Regions from separate parts of the Homo sapiens genome. Here regions 1 and 3 are each linked to region 2. Evidence: chromatin loops called from intact Hi-C (ENCODE). Cell type or tissue: heart right ventricle. All regions are shown on one strand. Links, peaks and the distances in the headings refer to the core of each region. The heading gives the core; the rest is flanking DNA. Region 1 overlaps ICE2 (interactor of little elongation complex ELL subunit 2). Region 2 overlaps ANXA2 (annexin A2). Region 3 overlaps ICE2 (interactor of little elongation complex ELL subunit 2).

Evidence for each region. Hi-C counts contacts between places; a loop is a spot of excess contacts. Peaks named below come from ENCODE experiments on the same cell type or tissue, not always from the same donor. Only the 100,000 strongest peaks of a DNase experiment are listed, where the experiment ranks them.
Region 1: a loop joins it to region 2, with 4 times the contacts of the local background. A loop is called at or near these places in 96 of 110 quality-filtered maps.
Region 3: a loop joins it to region 2, with 13 times the contacts of the local background. A loop is called at or near these places in 95 of 110 quality-filtered maps.

Annotation. Positions count from the first base shown.
Region 1 is chr15:60,434,969-60,439,968 of GRCh38, forward strand. ICE2 (interactor of little elongation complex ELL subunit 2) reads right to left here. Exons shown (of 16, transcript NM_024611.6): 13 at 1,175-1,259. Among named protein-coding and RNA genes, the nearest start is that of ANXA2, 39 kb to the left of the region's middle. In heart right ventricle, for the core only: no CTCF peak of the experiment used is centred there; no DNase peak of the experiment used is centred there.
Region 2 is chr15:60,357,192-60,363,515 of GRCh38, forward strand. ANXA2 (annexin A2) reads right to left here. Exons shown (of 13, transcript NM_004039.3): 5 at 3,750-3,863; 6 at 1-45. Among named protein-coding and RNA genes, the nearest start is that of ANXA2, 38 kb to the right of the region's middle. In heart right ventricle, for the core only: a CTCF peak has its summit at 2,669 (motif pointing right); a DNase peak (open chromatin) is centred at 2,674; H3K4me3 peaks cover 429 bases; H3K27ac peaks cover 3,997 bases.
Region 3 is chr15:60,442,359-60,447,358 of GRCh38, forward strand. ICE2 (interactor of little elongation complex ELL subunit 2) reads right to left here. Exons shown (of 16, transcript NM_024611.6): 12 at 58-187. Among named protein-coding and RNA genes, the nearest start is that of ICE2, 34 kb to the right of the region's middle. In heart right ventricle, for the core only: a CTCF peak has its summit at 2,013 (motif pointing left); no DNase peak of the experiment used is centred there.

The DNA.
Region 1 (5,000 bases), core at 1-5,000, 77 kb after region 2:
ACTGTATATGGGTATTAAAATATCACATGTAGGAGCCGGGTGCAGTGGCTCACGCCTGTAATCTCAGCACTTGGGAGGCCGAGGCGGGTGGATCACGAGGTCAGGAGATGAGACCATCCTGGCTAACACGGTGAAACCCCATCTCTACTAAAAATACAAAAACTTAGCTGGGTGTGGTGGCGGGCACCTGTAGTCCCAGCTACTCTGGAGGCTGAGGCAGGAGAATGGCATGAACCCGGGAGGCAGAACTTGCAGTGAGCCGAGATCACGCCACTGCACTCCAGCCTGGGCAACAGAGCGAGACTCCGTCTCAAAAAACAAAACAAAACAAAACAAAAATCACATGTAGGGCCAGGCGCAGTGGCTCACACCTGTAATCCCAGCACTTTGGGAGGCCGAGGCAGGAGGATCACCCGAGGTCGGGAGTTTGAGACCAGCCTAACCAATATGGAGAAACCCTGTCTCTATTAAAAATACAAAATTAGCCAGGCGTGGTGGCGCATGCCTGTAATCCCAGCTACTCAGGAGGCTGAGGCAGGAGAATCGCTTGAACCCAGGAGGTGGAGGCTGCAGTGAACTGAGATCACACCACTGCACTCTAGCCTGGGCAAAAAGAGCAAAACTCTGTCTCAAAAAAAAAAAAAAAAATCACATGTACCCCAAAATACGTATAACCGTCATCTACCACTAAACAAAGAAAAACAAAACAAACAGTACATACTGCTGGCCAGGCATGGTGGTTCATGCCTGTAATCCCAGCATTTTGGGAGGCTGAGGCAGGCACATTGCTTGAGTCCAGGGGTTTGAGACCAGCCCAGGCAACATAGTGAAACCCCGTCTCCACAAAAAATACAAAAATGAGCTGGGCATGCTGGTGCACACCTGTAGTCCCTACTTGGGAGGCTGAGGTGGGAGGATCCCTTGAACCGGGGAGGCAGAGGTTGCAGTGAGCCGAGATCACACCACTGCACTCCAGCCTGGGTGACAGAACGAGACTGTCTCAAACACACAAAGAACAAAAAAAAAGACAAAACAAAACTGAGTCCAATGAGACCTCTATACATAAAAAGACTAAAAGTCTTGAAAATAATTTAAGCTTAAACAATATTTAAAGAAAAATTAATGATCACATTAACAAATTTTTCAATTCTCACCACAAAGTAAACTTTCTTACTTGAGTGCTGAAAGCTTTTCTTTTAATTCTTCTGAGGTAATTTCTTCCAGTAGAAAAAGTTTTGAAGTAAATGCATCGATATGCCCTAAAATAAAATATCAAACTTAGAAAGAAGAAGCAATTGCAGTATTTAGAAAAAAAAAAAACCAAGTTATCCTGTCTCCTTAAAGATTACAAATTTTAATAACTGTGAAGAAATTTTACATTTTAAAAGGAGAAATACACATTTTATTAAGTCTTAAGTAAAGCTATATTTTAAAATAACATAATTCAGATTATAAAACATTTATATTCATTCTAAAATATTTGCTGAATATATGTTTACACATGTCCACACATACGAAATCATTTCAAAGCCTACAATTTATGAACAACAACTATTAAAATACTGGTGTTTCTAATTCCTATTAAAGTTACATTTAATTAGCCAGGCGTAGTGGCGGGCGCCTGTAGTCCCATCTACTCGGAAGGCTGAGGCAGGAGAATGGCGTTAACCCGGGAGGCAGAGCTTGCAGCAGTGAGCTGAGACTGCACCACTGTACTCCAGCCTGGGTGGTGACAGAGCCAGACTCTGTCTCAAAAAAAAAAAAAAAAAAAAGAAAGTTACATTTGCATGGCGTTTATGAGGAGAATTATCATAATTATGATATTTATGTATTATCATAATATGTATTTTTATGTTAATACATATTAACATAATTTGAATTATGTTGATAATTATGTATTATCAAAATAAGCAGATAAAATCAAATGTACAGGGGCTAAGACACACTTGGCTCTTAAGGTAAAAATTAGATTATGAAAATCTGGCTTAATATTTTTTAATTAGACTGGGTGTGGTGGCTCACGCCTGAAATCCCCGCACTTTGGGAGGCCGAGGCGGGCAGATCACCTGAGGTCAGGAGTTCAAGACCAGCCTGGCCAACATGGTGAAACCTCGTCTCTACTAAAAACATAAAAAAATTAGCCAGGCATGGTGGTGGGCACCTGTAATCCCACCTACTTGGGAGGCTGAGGCAGGATAATTGTTTGAACCCAGGAGATGGAGGTTGCAGTGAGCCGATACAGTGCTACAGCACTCCAGCCTGGGTGACAGAGTAAGACTCCGTCTCAAAAAATATATATATATATTTATTAAAGCACACCATAAGATTTCCCAAAGTTAAAAAAAAAATCAAAGCAGTCAGTTCCAAGTTTTACTTTTTTTTTGAGACAAAGTTTCGCTCTTGTTGCCCAGGCTGGAGTGCAGTAGCATGATCTTGGCTCACTGCAACTTCTGCCTCCTCAGTTCAAGCGATCCTGCCTCAGCCTGCCGAGTAGATGGGATTACAGGTGCCCACCACCAGGCCTGGCTAATTTTTTGTATTTTTAGTAGAGACTGGGTTTCATCATGTTGGCGAGGCTGGTCTCGAACTCCTGACGTCAGGTGATCCACCTGCCTCAGCCTCCCAAAGTGCTGAGATTACAGGTGTGAGCCACTGAGCCCGGCTGAAGTCTTATTTTTATTTATTTATTTATTTATTTTTTAAGACAGAGTCTTGCTCTGTCTCCTGGGCTGGAGTGCAGCAGCGAGATCCTGGCTCACTGTAACCTCCACCTCCGGGGTTCAAGCTATTCTTGTGCCTTAGCCTCCTGAGTAGCTAAGACTATAGTTGTGTGCCACCACTCCCAGCTATCTTTTTTTTTTTTTGGTATTTTTGGTACAGATGGAGTTTCATCATGTTGGCCAGGCTGGTCTCGAACTACTGGCCTCAAGCAATCCACCTGCCTTGGACTCCCAAAGTGCTAAGATTACAGGTGTGAGTAACGGCACCCGGCTCCGATTCTTACTTTTTTCACAAACACAATATGAATCTAGAATTCCAAAAAACAAAACAGCAAATTCTCAATATGATGCTTTTGTTATAACAAGTAATGCGTATGTTCTAAAACAAAACAGGTTGAGAGCTAACACCAAGGTCCTGAAATATACCAAGGAAGAGTGACATAAAAGAGTCCTGGGTTAAATGTTATATAAGTCAACACAAAAATCGTATGTATTGTACCATAGTTAAAAACATCAACTAGCATGATGAGAATATAAGACGTATCAATGTTGAAGACAAATTGTTTTTATTTTTTTAACTCCTAATATTTAGGTATCAAAACAAATTACCTGGAAAGCTGATGTCAATCACTGGGACAATTAAAAATGCACATAATTTAATGTTTCATTTTCTTACCAAGCCCCCTTTCATTTGCTTTATGCTCATACAAATAATTAGAAACATTTTTACCAGATGGCTTCCTTCTAAGACACCAAATTCATTTGTACCCATACCTACTTATTATATGTAACACTCATTACACAGTGGCATTTCTAATAACAAAGACATATCGTAATGATTTAAAAACCATAGAAAGGAAATACTAAGCATAATAACTTTTAGATGTTTACTAATTATGTCTTTGAGAAGACTAATAGTTCTTACCTTTTGAAAGAAATTCATTTAAAAAAGTTTTATAGTATATGTCAAATATGGTCTGTCAAAAATAACTATACAGAGAATACCATACTAAGTGCTCTGAGGATCTACCTACTCAAGGAGTTCACAACTCTCTCAACATTGGAGCTTTCTAACCTGTGGGCCTCAAATAAGATATATATGTGCTTAAGATACTCATCACCTCAGCCCTTCAGGCAGCTCAGCAATGCTTGGGATGGCAAAAGCTTCCTGGCTATTGCCCTTCAGCCACAAGCAATCTCTCTTATATATCACAGTGTGCTGTACAAATATTTATGTGCATCAAGGTTGGAAAGCACTGATTTATAGAGGACAAATAAAATCTATACATAATAAAAATAAAGCTTTTATATACAAGCGTTCATTCATATATATATGCACATAAACATATACATGCATACATGCATTCATATGTGTATAGGTAGGTACTCCTTGCTTTGCATGCAGTGTGAGGACCATAAAAATGCCTATACAGGCTGAAACCCTACAATTGTAACAATCAATAGGGAAAATTACAACTGTTTGGTTACCTTTAAAATTTTTATCAAAACACTATAAATTCTCTATCAATCATAAATGTATAGGAAAACGAAAAGAACAGTAAAATATTTTAGTACACTGTAATCCAAAAAATTAAAGTGTTTTCTTCATGAAACGTTAATGAAGAGCAGTTTGAACAGTGCTTGTTACCTTCTTGCACAATTTGTCATAGGAAGGATGCATCTTTTCTTTTTCTTTTTTTTCTTTTTTTTGAGACAGGGTCTCACTCTGTCGGCCAGGTTGGAGTGCAGTGCTGCGATCTTGGCTCACTGCAACCTCCGCCTCCCAGGCTCTTGCGATTCTCCTGCCTCAGTCTCCTGAGTAGCTGGGACTACAGGCGCATGCGACTACTGCCCAGCTAATTTTTTACATTTTAAGTAGAGACAGGGTTTCACCATGTTGGCCAGGCTGGTCTTGAACTCCTGACCTCAAATGATCCACCCACCTCGGCCTCCCAAAGTGCTGGGATTAGAAGCTTGAGGCACCGTACCTGGCCGGATACATCTTTTCTATGCCATGGTGAACCGTTATATTCCTAAGGATCAGCTTCTGACACTGTATCCTTGGTGCCTTCAATGTCATGAAATTATCTTCAGGATTTGTTTACTGTAAAATCTTATGCCAGTGTCACTTGTTCATCCTTTATGTCACAATGCTTTCACTAAGTTTGTCTGGCAGCAAATCTAGAGTCACTGGAACAACAGCAGTGCCAACATTCCCACTCTTTGCTATTTCCTCTGTAATTCCATTTATGTTCCATTCAAATTTCACTTCTGGCAGTA
Region 2 (6,324 bases), core at 610-5,609:
GGAGCAGATGATCTCAATGAGAGAGTCCTCGTCGGTTCCCAGCCCCTGTGAACCAGGAAGCACGAACATCAGCAGGGAAATGCTTCCCCACCATTAGCCTACTTCTCTGATCTCCATCAAGTAAATTGCAAACATGGATTGGGTCTGTTAGCATCCTGCTTTCTACATTCCTTCTGAAGAATCTATACTCCTACCCCTTAGCACAAAGTAATGGCATTTTCTATTCCTTTAAAAAATGCTTCACCAGAGCACAAGATGGTGGAACTGGCATGTTGGAGTTCAACTGTTAATATGGTTTTTTTTTTTAAGTAGTGAATAGGGGCTGGGCACAGTGGCTCACGCCTGTAATCCCAGCACTTTGGGAGGCCAAGGCAGGCAGATCACGAGGTCAAGAGATCAAGACCATTCTGGCTAACACAGTGAAACCCCATCTCTACTAAAAATACAAAAAATTAGCTGGGCATGGTAGCGGGCGCCTGTAGTCCCAGCTACCCTGGGAGGCTGAGGCAGGAGAATGGCGTGAACCTGGGAGGTGGAGCTTGCAGTGAGCCGAGATCGCGCCACTGCACTCCAGCCTGGACGACAGAGTAAGACCCCATCTCAAAAAAAAAAAAAAGTAGTGAATAGGAAGAGGCAGCAATAGAATATGCCAAAATACTAAAACTGGCAATTGCCTTTTGCTGTGGGTAGATAAAGTAACTTTTTCTTATTATTATTTTTCACTTTCTACAATAACCACTCACTATTTTAACAGATTAGAAATTTCTTTGTTAAACAATTCTCGCTAAAATAAAGGAATACAGAAATTTTATGTTGTCACTTGCAGCCAGCATTGTTAGAGTAAGTCTTTTTACCAGGCAAAGGTATAGTTAAGAAAAAATTTTTAGCTGCACTCTTTGAAATGTAAAATTGGGTTAATGTTAAAAATTTCATTCTTGTCCTTCCATTTTTGCTTGATAATTATGCACTCTTCAGGCACTTTAGGGAAGCAAAAAGAAATAATGAAGTGCCAAATAAACCTAGACACCAACACTTTATTAAGGAATAAGAATTTGATGGGTGATGTATTCAAATTTAATATATACACTTTTGAGCATGTCAGATAGCTTGAAAGGACTCAATGAAACATGTATTTCAAAGCTGGCTTCATGATCAAAGTCAAGATTTAATAATCAGGATTCTTTAATACTTGTCTTTCCGAATATGGAACTATCACTTTGAACTAAGTAGAATTACAACTGTTTAAAATGTAAATCAATTATAAGGTGTTAATACAATAAGAAACTTACCCACATGAAAAGCGTGTCAGCTATTAATTAAACTTATTAGCGTTTATATGCCCCGAAAAAGTAGTTTGTATAATATAAGCTAAGCCTCAGGTTAATGGTTAATTTTGAATTTTATTCTTCATCTAACCTTTGAGCCAATGGCTCTTCTTTCTGAGTTTTTAATCATGATTTGTAGAGGTTCCAGCAAAGCCAAAAATTCTCCCCTTGTTAGCAAAAGGTCCATACAGCATTCTACACAAATGTTATTAAATGACTACCGAGTATCTTTGAATATTTTGAGAGGCAGTTGTTCAATCTCAAGGATGATAGAAATATAGTCTAAAAATAACACACAGTGGGAGAAATGTTATATCCTGACATTGTAGAATTGCAAGACAGGCAGAATAATGTAAGATGTGTTTCCTTCCATCACTGATATACCAGTGGTAATATCTGAGAATTCCAATAGTGTTTTTATGTCTACATTCAAAGGTGACCTTGGCAATTTCCAAAGCCCGGCCCAAACTCTCCACAGACTGTCCACAATTCCTATCACAAGGGCAAATTCTACTGTAACATATGGCAGATACTGCCACCGGTACTGCCAGAAGTCAAAACAGATTTTTTTTTAAGCATAGTTCAGTTAATGTCACTTCAAGCTTTATGGATTTTGGACGGGTATTCAACTGTGATAGCTAATGGAAGAGCTGGCACAGGGTCAAAGCTTCAGCAGTTAAAGCACCTTCCATTGGGCCCAATTACATAGATTACAACAGTGACTGACAGCTCAAAAAGGTCTGTTTCAAGTCCCTAATACCTAGTAATAGATACCAGTAAAGCCACTCGAATCACAACTAAATAGATTCTTGATGAAAATAAGACAAACTGATCTGAAGTGTTGATGGTCAGAAGAAACCTAGGAGAGGCTGACTCATCCCTGCCTCCAAAGGTCCACAGACTCGGTTTTCAGGAGCGCTATTTTTATCAACCAGGATCATGAAATGTTGTCGACATTTTATCATTCTTAATGACGTCTTTTCTGCAGTACAGTCTACTTAGGAAACTCAGACAAGTCCGCTAAAATAAACTGAGCACAGCTTGGGCTAAGCTGAAGAACTAAAGGAAGAAAGAGACTTAACAACAAATCTTACAGCAGCCCTGAGCTATCAAATTCCAGGCTTTGGAGATGCCCAGTGTCCGAAGCACCCTCACTCTTGTGTTCTCTGGGAAAAGGATGACAACTGAACTGTGACATTAGCTCTGGTGACAGGCTTACAGCTCAGACTGTTCATAATTCAGGAACAGTGGCATCAGAGAAAACAGACTCGGAATAAAAAATCAAGACCAATGGTTTCCCTCATCTACAGCGCAGACTTTACCCATGTATATCAGCAGAGGGCAGTGTCGGACTGTTCAAATGCTGCAGACCCACACTAAGAAAAGGGTCCAAATGTGTTGCAGTACAACATACATTAATGTGTGTGCATCTATTGCATTTATATAAAACTTGATGTTGGCCAGGCGCGGTGGCTCACGCCTGTAATCCTAGCACTTTGGGAGGCCAAGGTGGGCAGATCACCTGAGGTCGGGAGTTTGAGACCAGCCTGACCAACATGGAGAAATCCCGTCTCTACTAAAAATACAAAATTAGCTGGGCGTAGTGGCGCATGCCTGTAATCCCAGCTACTCGGGATGCTGAGGCAGGAGAATCTCTTGAACCCGGGAGGCAGAGGTTGCAGTGAACTGAGATCGCGCCATTGCACTCCAGCCTGGGCAACAAGAGCGAAATCCATCTCAAAAAACAAAACAAAACAAAACAAAAAACTTGATATTTTAAGTATGCACAAAGTTCAGGAGGTTTCCAATCTACAGTTTTTACTTAATTTAACCTAAAATTCCAGGTTCAAAAGAACTTTACAAAAGAAAAACATAAAAGATAACGTGCATTGAGACTTCACAGTTACTTTCTCACAGGTACGATTCAGGTACGATTCTTCATCCAGAATTACCCCTTATATGCACTATGATGTTCTGATTCTGCCTGAATTTGAAACAAATGGTACTGACAGAGAGAGTATGGGAGGAAGAAACACCCACGAAAGGATGGGCAGAATTTGCAAGCTTCACTTAACAAAAGCTATGAGTTTTTTTTTCTTGCCTTAATATCACAACATATCTTTTTAAAGGAGGAAGTGTAATCAAGGAAGTAGTTTTCCCAAATGGTATTCCAATTGCCCAGGTGCTGAGTAGTAGCAGCTGGTAACTGACTTCTCAGCATCATGAAATTTCTTTACAGTCTTAAAACAAGTAATTGAAATATTTTTGGTACAAATCCTGAGACATATAACTTCAGTTCATTTTTAAAAAATGGTTCCAAATGAGAATTCAACAAAACTGAAAATCACCAAATTACACTCAGAAAGCTGTAATTCACAAAATTAATAGCAGATTTGACAGAGATGACATCTCACATGCATTTACCTTCATGGAAGCTTTTAGCTCAGAAGCGTCATACTGAGCAGGTGTCTTCAATAGGCCCAAAATCACCGTCTCCAGGTGGCCAGATAAGGCTGACTTCAGTGCTGATGCAAGTTCCTTCAAGATAACAGGCAATCATAAGGAAAATATTTATTTTACTTTAAAACTAGTGAGTAAAACAAAAGTAAGAGGGATCTTTTTGTGAAGCAGGTTGTGAGTCTTTGACCACTCCGGAGTCTTGGGTCAAACGCCCTCAACTGCATTCCCTTCAACAGACCCACATCTCAGAAACATAAACATCAGGCTTTGCTTCAACGAAATTCCTTAAAATCCAAGTTAATTTTGCCGTCTTCCCCGGTCAATAAAAGGAAACTGGAGTCGTATGTGATTCCTAAGAAAGCTGTGAGAGTGCAGGCACTTTGCAATATGCTTGAAAGCAGTAACACTCCGTGGAAGGCAGGACGCTTTCGGAGATCAAGGCCCCTGCTAAGAAGGAGATGTTTGAGCAGACAGCCTCCTGGCAAGCAGATCTTGTGGCCTCCCGATATACTGTAAAAGACGTGGGGGCAGCCATTCCAGCGGCAGCTCCTCAAAGTCACCAGAAGGAACCAGAGGCCGCAACACAGTTGGAAGTGAGGTCATGAAACTTTCCTATGCAAAACACTTCATCTAATACTGAGAAAATATCTCCTTGTCCACACCAAACTCGGACGGTGTTTAATGGAAGTGATAGGAAACTAACACCCCCGAACTGGCCCCCTTGAATTCCCTGCTGCATGTAATTTCTTAAGGGTTGGATCCACTGTCACCATGAACACAAAAATTTGTCAGAGGTCTGGTCAGCACCCATGTATGTAGACAGACACCCCAACTCAATGTGTCTTTTAGCGATGCTTCCTCGAGCTAAACTTCCTACAAATCATGGCTGATGACTGAAGCCTCCTACTGAAATAATGTTCTTCTTTTCGCTTTTTTTTTTTTCTTCTCTCTCTTCTTTCTTTCCTTGCTTTCTAAGAGCACCTGTGGCATCTACAAAGCTTAGCCCCTACAGGTACTTGCAGGCTACGAGAGGTGATTTGCAGCATGCTTCAGAGACAACCATGCTGAATCATTCGTAGATGTCAAAAGTGTTAGAACTGACATGGATCTTAGAAGCCACCTGGCTTTCACCACCCATTTTCTCCTGCTTCCCAATGTCCCGGGAACACACGGCACTTAGGAGGGGACTGTAAAAGCAGTAGCTCCCAATTATAACACCAGTCTCCCAGTTTGGAACTTTGAGGTTAGGTAACTCCAAACTTAGCCTACCCTTGACACTCCCCTCTACCCATTCTCTATTCAAACCTCAAATAGCATTTGGGCACCTACTGACTTCTTCCACTTCTATTCTAAACTCCTTATGGGCGTTCAACTTCCTGTTTCTCACAATGTCCAGCACAGAGCTTTGCATTTAACAAAAACTAAACAAAAACTCCAGAAATGTATGATAAATCAAACATAACCCTTCCCTGTAAGGAGAAGCCTCGCATCTGGCGTCTGCTAGAACATGAAAGAGTCGTAAAAGCAGCTGTCTCTCCCAGCTCCTCTCCACTCTGCCAGCCGGGCCTAGGTTCTTCAAGCTCATCACCTGGGCAGCTGCAGCCCGTATCCCTAAAGAACTCTGCAGCACAAATCTTCCTTATTTCACAAATTTTCTTCTTTATTTCACAAACAGCCGATTGTTTCACTTGAAACTATCTCAAGTAGTTTACATATCTTTTATAAAAGATACATAATTCTCCTTGGCCTAAGGCTGAGAGTCAAGAATTAGTAGGATGATGAGCTGTCCCCAGCACACAGCAAAGCCTGTGAGATCTTGGGACCTCATCATAATTCTGGTAATATCTTCCCTCCTAGAGGGTATGTGGGAGCTTTGTTCTACATATATCTAATCTAAAACCAAGATCTAGGTTTTGGGTGTGGTGGCTTATGACTGTAATCCCAGCAGTTTGGGAGGCTGAGATGAATCATTTGAGTCCACATGGCAGAAGTTGCAGTAAGCCGAATCACACCACTGCAATCAAGCCTGGGTGACAGAGCAAGACCCTGTCACAAAAAAAAAAAAAAAAAAAAAAAAAAAAAGTTTCAGGCTTCTATGTGTGTGTGTACACACCCAAATGTATTCCAAGACCATACTCTGTGACAGCTGAAAGATCAAATTTTTTGCTTGCTATCCAGAGATGAGCCTTCTGCTCCACTGGGAACTTGGCTCTACCAGCTCACAGACCCCTTTGGGAAGCTGCAGAAATAAAACACTCCCCTCTATGCCTCACTACACAAGATTAATACACTTCTAGTGAAAGAAGAATTTTAATGCACTTGAGATGAAAGAAGCCAGATGCTTTCCTATTTATGTCCTTTCCAACCATTTAGAGTGCGGGGGATGGAAGTGTAGCAAGGCTTGACCTGCAACTCCCAGGACCCTGCTGGTCATGTCAATCCCAAGGGCAGAAATATCTCTTCTAGAATCCTTCCAGCTCACCTCCACTGTGGCTACAAGTGAAAGCCATAAGTCAAACGGGAGCTGCAGGAAGCCACA
Region 3 (5,000 bases), core at 1-5,000, 85 kb after region 2:
CAAGTATGTAATTACAAGAAAATTAAAAAGGAGAATAAAGACTTTTGTATAACTTACCAACATAAAATGAGCTGTTGGAATGCAATAAACTTTCAGTCCATAAGCGACAAAGTTCACTTTCAGTCAGAGCTTCAACTCCATAACAAGCTTGATACTCTACTTTTGGTAGTACATAAACTGGAAATTGCTGCAATGCAAAATTATACTTTTTCAAAGCTCTATTAATTTACTATTAATAGCAAATACATTTGCCTATACAGCTTTGCCACTTTCAAAATGCTTTCAGGTAATCTTATTTCATCCTTTCAATTACAGCAGGATTCACACTGTAAGATGGATACATTCAGGCCTGATGAATAGAAGAATGTTTGGTGCCAAAAGGTGGATGGATGAAAGAGATCTCTCCTCACCATTCCCATTTGTGACCAAAATCAACATACCTCCCCACATAGGCAAGGTTTGATTTTGGTCAGGGAATGTGACTGACAGCAGACTCCTTGCAACAAAGCCTATCATACATAGTTGCCCAAAGGCTCAAAGCCAGATGCTGGGAAGCACTGACTTTTTTATATACTAGTCATTTTCAAGAGGATAAAAAAGGTAGAATTTTTTTCTCCTTTAAAGCATGAGTCACATTGTCTTAGGCTCAAATACTCTGAGCAGCTCGTTTCATTCTACAAATGAAAGAGCACTAATGCCTACATTAACACCTGTTTGTCATTATCTTCAATTTAACGGCTTTATTTCAGACACGAAGTATCTGACAAATTATCCATCCAAATTCACTGGTCAGGACACTACATAAGTAAAATGACTGTACCTATTACTGGCCTAAGGGAGCGTAAGCAAAGAAATACATGTTGTTCACTGTGCTTATGCTATCTCATTATCTTCAAAGAAAACTCTACTCTTAACAGGAGTCTATTTCCAGTTGCAGAAAGAGAAACACATGATTTAAGGTACTTAACTTGAACTTATAAGGCTAATTAGTACTTCTGACATTATACTGTGTCACCATTTACAGATTTGAAAATATTTCATCAGTATTTCTTAATTCTTGATTTTTACAAAGTGGCAAAGAGTGGGCTTGGTACAATGGTGGTGGTAAGAACAATTCAAATCCACTAATATTTTTCTTATCAACAGTAAGTGCTGTTTCATGTGATTTGCCCTTGAACTACGTGCATGTGAGAAATCTGGTGATCTTGTTAAAATGTAGAATCTGGGGTGGAGCCCAAGATTTTACATTAATAACAAGCTATTGTTCCAGGGACCATACTTTCAGTAGGTAAGGCCTCCAGTGTGTCTTCTCAATTAAAAACAAAATTAAATGTGATTAGGATTTTACCAATAAAGCATTTTACTATGTAATTTTGCAAATGGTTATCTGCATATGATTTAGTCTCTCATAACTTCAGAGCAAATAGGAGGTCGAGATAAAGAAATTTGCTCAGGCTGGGTGCAGTGGCTCATGCCTATAATCCCAGCATTTTGGGAGGCTGAGGTGGGAAGATTACTTAAGGCCAGGAGTTCAGGATTAGCCTGGATGAAACAGCAAGACCCTGCCTCTACAAAAAATTAAAAAAAAAAAAAATTAGCTGGGCATGGGGCACATGCTTACAGTTCTAGTTACTCAGGAGGCTGAGGTGGGAGGATCACTTGAGCCCAGAAGTTCAAGGAAGCAGTAAGCTATGATCGTGCTACTGCACTCCTGCCTGGGCAACACAGCAAGACTCTTGTCTCTTTTAAAAAAAGAATGAATGAAATTTGCTCAAGGACACATAGCTAGTTTACAGCAGAACTGAAAAAAGTTGACTGAGAAAAAGGATCACATTTCTGGATTAGAAATGGGTAAGAGTTAATTCCATATATTTAAAAAAAATTTTAAATATGTATTATTTCTAAAAAGCAAATACTTTGGGAGATTTTCTTTGATAAAACTACTCTATCTATAAAACCAAGTCCTAAAACCAGTTTAATTTCTGTATGTATTCTACTGCCATCTCCAGGAAGCCAGGGGAAAAAAAAGGCCTGAACATTTCATCTTTCCTTAGTATCCCAAAATTGAAGTAAAAATTTAAGGATAATCAAAATTTTCATACTATAAAGTTTACTATTTTTTTCCCTTGATAAATGGCTCCCCAAGTAAAAGCTTTTCTTGGTTCTGTTCCAATTTTTCACATAAAGCACTTAGGATACTTGGTTCATTGAGACAGACAGTAATAGATATTATGAAATCATCCAAAGTTCCTGGGTATGGATTTCATAATCATGTATTGAACTCAGTAAATTCTGTTTTATATCTTGTGGTCCAAATTAGCCTCTTTATTATTATTTTTTTTTGAGATGGAATTTCACTCTTGTTGTCTAGGCTGGAGTACAATGACGCAATCTCAGCTCACTGCAACTTCCACCTCCTGGGTTCAAGCGATTCTCCTGCCTCAGCCTCCCGAGCAGCCAGGTTTATATGTGCACCACCACGCCTAGCTAAGTTTTGTATTTTTTTAGTAGAGATGGGGTTTCACCACGTGGGCCAGGCTGGTCTCGAACTCCTGAGCTCAGCTGATCTACCTGCCTTGGCCTCCAAAAGAGTTGGGATTACAGGCGTGAGCCACCGTGCCTGGCCTAGCCTCTTTATTTTATCCCATCACTTGAGACTGGCTGATGTTTTAGGTTCTCCTTTAAAGTGCAACTCTTATTAAGCAGAGTTTTGGTAAGGAAACATAAATGATACTGGAAACTAAAATGACAACTAAAATAATTGAAGAACTGAGGAAAAATAAAGAAGAGATGAGGTTCTTGGACAGCAGAGGTTGAAGACACTTCTAAGTATTTCAAAGCTCTATCTAAGCAAGTTGGTTTTTAGGTAGGAAATACTAATGGGGGATGTAATTTTGCTGAATTAGTTTAAATAGTACCACTTACAACATTTTCAAATTGGTGCCTCAACCTCCCTAAAGTTCCCTTAGTCAACAATATCACCCCCTCACCATTTTCCTCATTTACTCGGTGCCGATTTACTGAATTTCCAGAGGATAAAATATTTTGGACAAACAGAGATGAATAGGACATAATTCCAAGGGGCATACATTTTACTAAGAGATTTAAACCATAAACTACTACATATAATAACGGGGGCAATGTAAGCATTCACTGAAAATTTTAAAATTTTATTCTGAGTTTGACACAATCAGAAATATAAGCCTTCTATTTAGACAGTCTTTAGGGTGTGACTATTTTGACATATTTTGATGAAGAATGAATTTTCTTCTATAAGGTTATGTCTTGAAATTTACAAATTTCACCTTAGTCAAGTGAATTACAATGTCCTTACCAAGCTGTCTTGTTCAAGAATTAAACTGGTATCCAAAATTTCCCTAGGCTATTCTTACTTAAGAGATACCGGCCATCAACAATTTCTAAGTGCTGTAAGCTGAAAAAGAAATACAAAGTGGTATGGGTTCACAGAGTAGGAAGTTAAAGAAATGAGGTTAGCCTCAAAATAAATCAGAGAGATAGCAAGAATCAAAGAAATAAAACCTTGAAAATACAATCTATAGGACTGATACTATATGTATTCATGATGTTCAAGCTTATGGTTATTAAGTTTATTAGTTAACACAGATGAGGCAGGAAAAATTAGCAAATAAAGTCAAATCTTTTAATTCACAGGATGTTATAGCATTTATCTAGGAGGAGACTATCAAACCTACAGAATTTTGTCATTCCTTGAGTTTCTCTTGTAAAGAGCACTAAAACCAAACAGTTTTCAATTAAAGCCATTTGGTTTCTAAAATTTCAAGTTTGAATCAATGATAAAAACTAAATTATGTGAATTAGAAGTTTAAGAATTTAGGACTTTATAATCTTCGTTCTATTTAACAAAAGATAAAAACATTATCAAGCACAAGTTCCACCAAGTCCACTGGATTTGGGTGGACAAAGTGTACATCCTGGATCTGGATGGGTTGGCCTTAGTTTATCATAGTAGTCAAACCCTCATGCCGCTGTTATTAGCAATGTGGAAAAGTTGGCACTTTTTAAAAATTTTTTTTGAGATAGAGTCTCACTCTGTTGCCCAGGCTGGAGTGCAGTGGTGCGATCTCGGCTCACTGCAAGCTCCGCCTCCCAGGTTCACGCCATTCTCCAGCCTCAGCCTCCCACGTAGCTGGGACTACAGGCGCCTGCCACCATACCCGGCTAATTTTTTGTATTCTTAGTAGAGAGGGGGTTTCACTATGTTAGCCAGGATGGTCTCAATCTCCTGACCTCGTGATCTGCCCACCTCGGCCTCCCAAAGTGCTGGGATTACAGGTGTGAGGCATCACACCTGGCCCAGTTATTCTTTAATATGATACAGTAGTCAGGAAGTCCTCCACAATGATCAATAGTAGAACATCACTAGTCTGGATTCACCTGATCCCTACCTCAAAACACAGACATTCAAAGTGGTCAGTGATGATTCTTATTGGGCAGTGGGTTAGATAACAAGAGACAGAGACACCAAAACTTGTTTTTTTAAATGTGTACTGTGACAAATACATACAACAGAAAAAGTCCTCAAGAAAAATTAAAGGAAACACACTTTAATATTACATACTCAATTATAATATAGAAGATTCCCTTTATTTACCAGAACTCAGTAGTCATACACACAAAAAAATGCAAACTAATCTGAAAGAGAATTTCAAATATGAAAAATTTTTAAAAGAAGTAATTACTCAAATTGCAGCAATACATTTTTTTTCCTGAGGAAAATATTTATATCAAACCCAAAAGAAACAACAGGGGAAAAAAGAAAGGAAGAGATTTGGTCTTCTAACAGTCCTGAAAAGACCTTACATATGTGTGAAAGGCCATCTTTCAAAAGTTCTACTTGGACTTCTAAAGTAAGTCAACAAGAGCCCCAAAGTGAAAAGAACTCGAGTTCACATGTAATAATGGAAATCCAAATTCCCAGAGAAAACAGGTATATATATGCCAATCTAGATGTAATCTAT